Regions from separate parts of the Homo sapiens genome. Here region 1 is linked to region 2. A link is a loop called in an ENCODE intact Hi-C map of the cell type or tissue named here. Cell type or tissue: Calu3. All regions are shown on one strand. Each heading gives the region's core, and the rest is flanking DNA. Links, peaks and the distances in the headings are about the cores only.

Region 1 (5,388 bases), core at 238-5,237, 130 kb before region 2:
GCTGGTTACTTCCCAGCAGAATTAGCTGTAACCAGTTTAGTCACTTGTTGAGAGAAGACAGGAAATCTCTTGCAAAAGTCAGCCACATTCCCCACAATATAATAGCAAGTAAATCATTCCTGAGGAGCCCTGGGTGCCTGGCTGGTTTAGGAAGATTCAGGGACAGACAGAGAGCTGTAGTCTAAAGAATGTGAGAGATTTTAGAGCCAGACCTAAGTCTTTGATTTGGTGACTCCGTTACACATGGGGAAATATTTTGAGAGCAGTGAGAATGATTTGTCAGTGAAGTTTAACCAGAAATGTGGCCAGGCAGGAAATCTTGAGCCACGTTCAGGCAGCTGCTGATGCATGGACAAAATCAGTTCAATTTTCCTGCCTGAGACTGGCAACGAACTATTGGTCTCCAACCCAACAGGCCCTGAAATGGCCTACAAGCTGGAGTGAGAGGACAGCCTGCCCAAAAGTAGTCAAACCATGGCCCGTTTATTTATTAGTATACTTTTAAATTAAATATTTTTAAAGGATTACAGTCACACTAAAAACGTACAAGTATGGTAGAAGTAACTGTTTTTCCTTAACCCTTTGAGAATAAGCTGCTAACCTGATTCCCTATTATCCCAAAAACTTCAGTGTTTATTTCCTACAAAGACATTCTTCCATATGCTTATATAGACTATATATAGTATATACAATACAATTCCCAGTTACTCAGGGGGCTGAGGCAGGAGGATCACTATAGCCTGGGAGGTTGAGGCTGCAGTGAGCTGTGATTGTGCCACTGCACTTCAGCCTGGGTGACAGAGTGAAATCCTGTGACTTAAATAAAAAAGAAAAAAAAAAGAAAAAAGAAAATTAACCTTGATGAATCATTTTTATCAGATCCCATTCCAAGTTTTGCCAAGTGTTGCAATAATACTCTTTATAGCAAGAGGATCCAGTTCAAAATGCTGCATGTATCACATCTTTGGCTAACTTCAATTTGAAATGGTTCCTCATCTTTCCTTGACTGTCATATCCTTGCCACTTTCGAAGATTGTAGGCCAGTTATTTTGTAGAATGTCTCTCAATTCAGAGCCATCTGCTGTTTCCTCAGAATAGACTTGGGTTATGCATCTTTGGAAAGAATAACATAGAAGTGATACTGTGTTCTTCTCAGTGCATCATGCCAGGTAGTGCAAAACTTCAATTTTTCCCATTATTGATGATGTCAATTTTGGTTGCTTTATTTATTTATTTATTTATTTATTTATTTTGGCACGGAGTTTTGCTCTTGTTGCCCAGGCTGGAGTGCAGTGGCGTGATCTTGACTCACTGCAACCTCTGCCTCCAGGGTTCAAGTGATTCTCTTACCTCAGCCTCCTGAGTAGCTGGGATTACAGGCACGCACCATCACACCTGGCTAATTTTTGTATTTTTAGTAGAGATGCAGTTTCACCATGTTGTCCAGGCTGGTCTCAAACTCCTGACCTCAGGTGATCCACCCATCTCAGCCTCCCAAAGTGCTGGGATTAGAGGCATGAGCCACCGCTCCCAGCCAAGAGTTGCTTTATTAAGATGATGTCTACTAGTCTCCGGTTTCAAGTTACTTCTTTTTGTAATTAATGAATATTTTGTGTGAAAAATGTTGAAGCTTTGTAACTATTCTATTCCTGAACAAACTTTTAATTAATTTATTTATTGTTTTATACCTGTATGGGCTCATGGTTTCCTATTTTATTCAATGAATTATGATCTGTTACTATCATTCTTTGATACTCAAATTGTCTCCAGTTTGGCCATTGGAAGCCTCTTCAAGCTGGTGTTTGTGTGCTTTTGATATAGTCCTATCATTCTTTGAGTACTTTCTTGCCTTCTGAGGGGAAAAAATGTTATGAGCTCACCTCATACTTTCCCTGCCCAAGCCTTAAACTCAAGACATTTCTCTGAAGAGGCCTGGTTCCTTCAAGTAGAGAATGATGTTGAGAAGCCCGCATCTGGGCAACAGGTTTGGTTCTTGCTTTTGGGGTGTTTCACTTCCCAGGACTTCTCAGTGGACATAGCTAAGAAATATATATAGATATACACACACGTTTATATCTATATTTTTATATTTCTCTCTATATATTGCAAACGGATACTTCCAATTCCAATCCAAAACCACAGAGTTCATTCTATATTTCTCATTTTTCATATTTGTTAATCCATTTTCTGATGGTAAGAAACCTGGCTCTCAATATCTTTAATATATTTAATTATGTGACCAGTGTTCCTGTACGAGACCAATCTCCTATTTTCGTTGCTAGCCCCTCACCTGCAAATATGCCCTCCTCACTCTATATGCTAGTTCTAGCTTTCTACACCAGGCTTGAAAGAGGACTCTGAGCTACTGGCAGAAAGTGGACTGATTAAAATGACTCAGCTGCAAACATGAGCTACCTTTTGTCAAAAAGGAAAGATGACTCAGAGACCAGAGTGCAGAGTTCAGAGGTTAGAGAGCTAAACAGTCTCTATTCCCATTCCTTGAAACTTAATCAAGGAAATGTAATATTTGCTTGGCTGAATTTCAATACTGTGATGGACAGGTGACTCCTTTATTTATCTCTCATCTCTCCCATTTTTGAACCAGGATGTCTATAGCAATTATCCTATGTCTATCTGAACATTGTATGTTGGGTACCTTGTGGGTAGATAATTTGTCTCTTAAGTTTTACAGGTTCTTAAATGGAGAGAAATTGTGCCCCAGGAATTGTACTTAATAGACTGTACCCAGGATCCCTGTCTGTACCTGAGTTATATGATTTAGATAATGAGATTTTGGATTTTGAGCTGATGAGATGAGATTTGATGAAGAGATTTTGCTGATGATGTAATGGGATGAAGATGCTGGGATGGTGTATTAGTCAGCTAGGGCTGCCAAATCAAAGTACCACAAACTGGGTGACCTGGATGACAGAAATGATTTTTCTCACAATTCTGGATGTTAGAAGTCTGAAATGAAAGTATTGGCAGGGTTTTTTTTTTTTCCTGAGGGCCCATATCTTTGGCTTATAGATGCCTGTCTCTCTCTGTGTCTTCACACGGTCTTCCTTTTGTATACATCTATGCCCAAATTTCTACTTTGTATAAGGACACCAGTCATGTTACATTAGGGCCCATCCTAAGGATCTCAATTTAATTACTTCTTTTTTTTTTCAAAAACAAGCAAACGTATATTTTGAGTCATTCTGTGTTTAAATTTATTTATTTATTTATTCATTTATTCATTTATTTATTTTTGTTTTTCTGAGACGGAGTCTCACCCGGTTGTCCAGGCTGGAGTGCAGTGGCGTGATCTCGGCTCACCGCAATCAACGCCTCCTGGGTTCAAGCGATTCTCCTGCCTTAGCCTCCTGAGTAGCTGGGACTACAGATGTGTGCCACCACACCCGGCTAGTTTTTTGTATTTTTGGTAGAGACAGGCTTTCACCATGTTAGACAGGATGGTCTTGATCTCCTGATCTCGTGATCTGCCTGCCTCAGCCTCCCAAAGTGCTGGGATTACAGGTGTGAGCCACTGCGCCCGACCTTTAATTACTTCTTTAAAGACTCTATTTCCAAATACAGTCACATACTGGGAGTTAGGACTTTCATGTATGAATTTTGCGCGACACAATTTAGCCTGTAACAGATAAGGTGAATGTATTTTTCATGTGGGAGGAATATGAATTACTGGAGGCCAGAGGTCAAATTGTGGTAGGTGGAATTCTGAGATGATCCCCAGGATTCCTGTCTCCTGGTATACACACCCTTTATAGTCTCCTCCCCTTGAATGTGGGTAGGACCTGTGAATATGGTGGAATAGTCACACTGTGATTATATTACATTATATAAGATTCCATCTTAGTAAGATGGAGATAGAGTGAGCTTCCCTGCTGGCTTTGAAGAAGTAAGTGGCCAGGTTGTCAGAAAGCCATATGACAGGGAACTGTGGGGGCCTCTAGGAGCTGACAGTGGCCCTTACTGACAGCCAGCAAGAGAGCAGGGACCTCTGTCCTACAAACGCAAGGAACTAACTCTGCTGACAATTATATGAGCTGAGAAGGAGAACTTGGAGCTCCAGAAAGAAATGCAGTCCAGACACTGATCACAGACTTGTGAAACCCTGAGCAAAGGGCCCAGCTGAGCCATGTCTGGATGCCTGACTCACAGGAACTGAGAGACGCTAAAAGTATGTTGTTTTAAGGTGCTAAATTTGCAATAATTTGTTACACAGCAATAGGAAGCTAATATACTGTCCAAAGTTTCTAGCCCTTGTCTGCTGTAGGCTGCCATTTTCTGTCCTTGTGACAACTCCAAAACCTAACCAACCTTTAACTCCCTACCAATCAACAAACAAGCATACAAACCAAAAAAATAGTTTTTGCAATAAGCATTGAATCTAATAAGCTCACGTTTGCTTCTTGGACATCTCTAGGGTTGGGTTTCATGGAAGGAGCAAGCAGCTGGTGCCAGTTTGTCATCCTGTCTCCATGGTCACCAGATTTGCATTTGAAGAAGTTCAGTCTTGATTCTGTGTGGGGAGTGAATTGGTAAGACCAGCTGCAGGCTGATCATTTAGGAGGTTACTGTAGAAGATCAGGAGGGAGATGATAGTGACATGACTAGGTGATGCCAAAGACCTGGAGAGAAGTGAATGGACTTGAGGAAAGCTAACAGAAGTCACCCTCAGTCTCAGTGCGCAGAGATATCCATTGTTAATGTTAATATTAACCAGGTTAATATTTTCATGTATTTTCTTTTGCATATACATATATACGTAACAGTATATTTTTATAGTGTTGGGATAACATTGTATCTATAATTTGGTAAACTGACCTTTTATCTTGTTATGACCAATTATCTGAAGCATTAAATATCACTTAAAATATTATTCTCAGTAAGCCATTGGTTTTGTCTCTTTTATTCCCTGGAGCCACACTAAAATATATTAGTGGAAGATTCCTAGGAGAACTTAGGAGAACAAAATGGAGTGAATGATGCTGAGAGCTAGGTGGAGTATACACCTGGAGATGCCCCTGATTCCCTTACTATGAGAGAGAGGAGGTGTGGATGCCATCTACGCTGAGCTAATATTTGAGAGGTGTGATTTGGGGAGCAGGATCTGGTATCAACGATCAGCCCCTGAAACAGGACACATCCCCTCCCCCTGCATCTGTCATAGCTCACTGTTCCCAGCTACCAGGTGCTGGCTATAAACTATAGCCTCTCTTGCCTGTTAACAAGTTTTTCATAGTGTAACTACTGACTGGATGCTCAGAATGATCTGATTTGGAAGGTAAATATTCAAATGGCTTTTCATAAGTGAAGCAAGTACAAATTGGGTATTAGGAGAGAGGCTAGTTATTAAATAAATTTTTTAAATGATTGATT
Region 2 (5,388 bases), core at 136-5,135:
AATTTTAAAAAATACTTTTATGCCTTACATAACTAAAAATGGGTGATTTATAGAAATTCTAAAATTATTTTTTAAGACAAATTAAAAATGCTTGTAAATAGAACTTCTTACCTGTTAACTATTAATATCTAAAATAACAGCTTGTTTTTCATGATTACTGAATGTCTGTCCAATCATTGGCTAAATAGTCTCCTGAGAACCACACACCCCTGAATCCTGGGGAAAATAAATATTTTTATTTTAAGTAAAGTGATGACTTGTAACAGTGCCAGATTTTTCTCACTCTGGCCCAATACTAGTTTCTCTTCGTTTTCACCTTTCCCCCACTCAAGTCCAGCCACCTCTGATAATGAGTGTTCACAAGTTTGTCATATGGCTCTCTATGCCTTCGAAGCCCTTTGTAATTAGGCTAAAACTTACTTCAAGGCCCAGCCTCAATGTCACTTCCTCTGTGAGGTGGCCCCAGTAACCCACAACGGAATTAGCCATTCCCTTCCCTGTGTTGCCTGGTACTCCTGTGGCACTTTTCACCCAGGGGTGCGTATTTCCCTATGTGACTTCTTTGGTTTCAGAACTCCTTGAAGACAAGGACCATGACATATTTGCCATTGTATTCCTACACATGCTTGGCATATGGTAGGTGTGTAATAAATATTTCTTTCATGGACTTATTGAATCATTTCTGGTCTGCATTCAGCATATTTTTTTATATCTCTACTAACTAATGATGCCCAGCCAGTACAGAGGAAGTGGACCCCCACCTCACACAGCAGAAGCCGTTTGTCCTAACTTCTTTGTTAGGTCTGCTTCCGTGGCAACAGCAAGCAGACTTTACCTCCCCCAGATCCCTTTGATTCTCTGTTTACTGCTCCATCTCTTTTTGTGTTTCCCTAGGAGTGAGAATGAGAACAAAACCTCTGTAATGCATATGATTTGCAAAGACTTATCTGCTAAAAAACATTTTTGTAAAAATTCAGTTAAGCTTACCTTATTATATACTTCAGTAGCCCTCCCAGCAATGCCTAGCACAGCTCCTGGCTCAAAATAGATTGGATCAATTAATACGTGGTTTTGTCAGTGCTATAAAATTTCCAAGGAAGTTAAAATATTTCAGATGGCAAAAATGATACATTATTGGGATATCATTTTCATGGGTACATACATGGGACTGGAGAGGTTAAATGCTAGGAAATGCTGTGCTTCCCATGTCATTACCAACAACCCTCACAAGCTACTGAGAGTTTTGCTTTTTGTTGTTGTTGTTTGTTTTGTAGAGATGGGGTCTTACTATGTTGCCCAGGCTGGTCTTGAACTCCTGAGCTCAAGCGATCCTTTCACCTCGGCCTCTCAAAGTGCTGGGATTACAGGCATGAGCTACCACATCCAGCCTACTGGGAGTTTTGACATATTTACTGTGGTAAACTTGTTTCATAAACTCAGTAAAGATAGACTTCAACCCAACCCCGGTGAAAGTAACCCCAATTTTGAATGATAGCATCAAAATGGAGGAAGACTGTACTAAACACAGAGCTGCAGCCAGCCCTAACATGCCCCTTTTGTATGGACCTCCAACCTCCAGCTCGCATCAACTCACTATTGACACAAGGAGATCATAGATTTAGAACATTTTTGCAGTGGAAGGGACTTGAGAAATCATCTAGTGAAATTCTTCCAGCCCAGAGACCTTAGATGCTCAGGTTTACACTAAAGGGCCAATGGCAGAGCCAGTGCTATTTTCAATATTTCAAAAAAGTCTAGTGGAAATCGTGCGTTTACTAGCAATTATACAAAAGCTTTTGAAAAGGCAGGCTTATTCACGTTTGCTTTAGTTAAGGTTTTGTCAATTCTGTGTTACAAAATTCCTTTCTCTTGCTGATTTAAGTCTTTGAGTAATAAAGGATGGAAAATGATCTATCTGTTGAGTATCTATACAAGGGAAAGGCAATCAGCACCTCATAGGGATAGCTGCACTCCCATATTAATTCACAAGAGCCAAGATATGGAAACAACTTAAGTGCTCATTGATGGATGAATGGATTTTTAAAATGGATATATATGTATATATGTATATGGATATATATGTATATATGTATATGGATATATATATATGTATATGGATATATATATGCACAGACACACACACACACACATGCACAATGGAGTATTATTCTGTCTTTAAAAAGAAGGTATTGCCATTTGTGACAATACGGATAAATGCGGAGGGCATTATGCTAAGTGAAATAGGACAGACATAGAAAAATACTGTATAACCTTACTTATATACAGAACCTAAAAAATATGTTAAGTTAAAAAAATAGAAACAGTAGATGAGTGGTTACCAGGAGTGGGGAGGGAGGAAATGGGGATAAGCAGGTCAAAGGGTAGGAATTTGCAGTTAGGTAGAATGACTAAGAGACCTAATGTACAGCATGAGGACTATAGTAATAATGCATTATTGTACTGTGTACTGAAAATTCACTGAGAGAGTAGATTTTAGGGGCTCTTACCACAAAAAAAGGATGGGGGTAACTATGGAGAGTGGTGGATGTATTAATTTGTTTGACTGTAATAATTATTTTACTATGTATATGTACATCAAAACATCATGTTGTTTACCTTAAATATATACAATAAAAATAAATTTTAAAAAATGGAAAAATAATTTATTAAATGGCAGGGTGTTTTGAGCTGATCAAATCTTTTCAAACATAAAGTCCATGCAAAGAGAAATAGTAAAAGAGTTCCATGGTAGAGAAAAGTTTGCAAACTACTGACCTCATCCAACCCTCTCACTTTACATCTAGGAAAGGAAACTGAGGTGGAGTGAGGTGCTGGGTCACCTGACGAGCTAGAGGCAGTCAGGGTGAGCCATATCCATATCTCTAGGCTCGTGCTCTTAGGGCTTCTGAAGAGCCCTAAGACATTCTGTTTCCTTCCCTGAACTTGTCTTTGGTTCCTGATCTTCCTAACATCCCTGGATGGCTCAGGGAACCAGAGCACACTGCACCTAGGAGGAAAGAGACTACTGCAGATCGCTAAGAGCAGGAAAAGCTGGAGACCAGCGACACCCACTGCCCAGACTGTGTGAGAACCTCAAGGGTCCCAGGGAAAGGACCTCAGAACTGGGGCTCAGGTGGACAATGTGGATGATTAAAGGAGATGGCTGAAGGAAAGCACACTGGACAGGAATAAAAGATAAAGACAGCTTCTGTTTCCTGGAGGCAGAGCCTTCCTTATCAAAGGGGCATTGGGAGTGTCAGGCACTTACTGCACTGGCTTGTGATGGCACATCACTGGCCCTGCAGGGCGGGGTGAGGAAGCAAGTGATTCGGTAGAGACCTAGGAAAGAAAAAGGGAAACAAAGGCAAAGGCACAGAAAAATTCCCGGTTGTGTAGGGGACAAACTTGCCTCTTGAGATTTCTCTGGTCACCTCTCCCATAGTACCTGATGCCTGCCTCTGTGACAAAACCTGATGTCAGCCTCTGTGGCTGAACCCACAGCTGGAGTCACCCAAAAGCAGGGGCAGAGGAGTTCCTGCAAGGGACTGCCCCAAATGATTCCAGGATGGGGCCAGTTGGGATTCCAAAGAAAGAAGTACTAAAATGTCAAGGTGATTAGTTAAAAGCATTTACTGTATCAGGTGAACTGTATTACAGAGGGGGGCTGGAGAGCATCCTCCCGAAGGACAATGAGACAAGGGATGTCCTACCTAGGTATGTCTGCAATGAGAAAGTCAGGGTATGGAGCTTATAAGAGGGTTTAAGGAGTTTGACTCGGGGCTGGGGCTAGTCTCTTTCAGGGTTTTGGGCAAAAATGCAAACACCTTTATCGGTGCCTGGAAATGTTCAAGGGCCCCACTTGGGTTCAAGCCTGCAGGAGAAAACATATATCTGGCTGGGAGAGTGGTGCAAGTGTTCTACGTTTCCCGGCAGGACCAGAGAAAAAGTGGGGGAAGTTGGAGGACCCTACAATAGTGTTTATTTTATTCCAGGTACTGGTTGAGGCACTTTGTATGTGTATTAACTCATTCTTTCCTCACAACAACCCTATGAGTAGCTACTACTATTATCCCTATTTTATAGATGGAGAAATGGAAACAGAGAGGTTAAGACTCTCGCCCAAAGCCATACAACTAATAAGTGGCAGAACTGGGATTCAGATCCAAGCAGGCTGGTTCAGTGCCATGCTTGTAACCACCATAGTGGTTCACACCTTCTACTGAAATGTACCTTTTTCCCCTCAGTCTCAGACTGTGGATTCTGAAAGGTCAGAAACTTAGATTTACTCATTGTATCTACTCTGCTTAGCTGAGTACCTGGCACATGGTATGTTCTCAACCAATGTATTCTCTTTCCCCTCAGATCCTCCATATTCCTAGGATTCTAGGAGCCCCCTGAACCCTCATAGATTTCATCCCATCATCCCCACTTCAATCCTTACCACCCAACAGGCTTGCTCTCTCATTAGCAGGGTCCCCTACTCAGAGTATTTTTTCTCTTTTCCCTTTCTCCCCTCTCCAAATCCTACGCGGCCTTCCATTTGACAAGGTCCTGCAATCAGAAATATTAACTTATGCCAATGTTAATCATTTATAAGTTATTTCCTCTCTTGGTGGAATTTACTATCCCAAGTGGAAAAAAATTCCAAATCCATTATTTCAGACAATTCAGCAATTCTTTAAAATTGGACTCATGAGACTGTTCCCTTCTGAGACTGTCCCCAGGTCAGGGACTGAATGGGACCTGCTACTTCCTTCAGTCAGTGTGATCACAGCCTCCTGTGGTGGTGTCCCATCTGGGAGCTTCCTCTAACCCTCCTCCCTAAGGACATCGCCCCACCCCCATCACCTTCTCCACTCACTGGGCAGCCAATAGAACAGCAAGGACTGGAGCTCAGCTGTCCTCAGCAGCTGCAGTCCCCTCCCCTGATGGCTAAGCTGCCCACCTGAAATATTCTGCTGGGAGGCATGCAGGGATGTCTGGGGGGCTGTCATGAGGTAAGGTGGTTTGCGATCAGCCTCTTTGAAGAAGTCTGGCTAAGAAGCCATGTGGGGAGAATTGGTGAGGGAAACTTTGACCCTGTCAGAACATAGGAAGCTCAGAGCCTTGTGTCTCCTGAATGAGCCATAAGACCTCTGACTGGCCTCAAATGGCACTACCCAATCTCTCTCATCTCTCCCCATTACCCAAGAACTCTCTGAATGTGGAAATTTCCCCCCAGGCCTTCCTGATGCAATGAAATAAGCATGGGATTAGCACCCAGGCATGAGAATTTGCATTCTGGCCACACCACCTATGGAGTGTGTGCTGGGCATTGTGTAAGCACTCCACGTGTATTAACTCACTGATTCCTTGTGACATCCCTAAGGAGCTGGCAACTGGTATGTC

The links. Hi-C counts contacts between places; a loop is a spot of excess contacts. Peaks named below come from ENCODE experiments on the same cell type or tissue, not always from the same donor. Only the 100,000 strongest peaks of a DNase experiment are listed, where the experiment ranks them.
Region 1: a loop joins it to region 2, with 4 times the contacts of the local background. A loop is called at or near these places in 1 of 110 quality-filtered maps.

What each region holds. Positions count from the first base shown.
Region 1 is chr1:147,848,410-147,853,797 of GRCh38, reverse strand. No RefSeq gene overlaps it. Among named protein-coding and RNA genes, the nearest start is that of GJA8, 52 kb to the left of the region's middle. In Calu3, for the core only: no CTCF peak of the experiment used is centred there; a DNase peak (open chromatin) is centred at 2,417.
Region 2 is chr1:147,721,779-147,727,166 of GRCh38, reverse strand. All of the region lies in intron 2 of LOC105371230 (a long non-coding RNA gene), which reads left to right. The region is part of intron 1 of LOC102723321 (a long non-coding RNA gene); the gene reads right to left. Among named protein-coding and RNA genes, the nearest start is that of GJA5, 36 kb to the left of the region's middle. In Calu3, for the core only: no CTCF peak of the experiment used is centred there; a DNase peak (open chromatin) is centred at 3,066.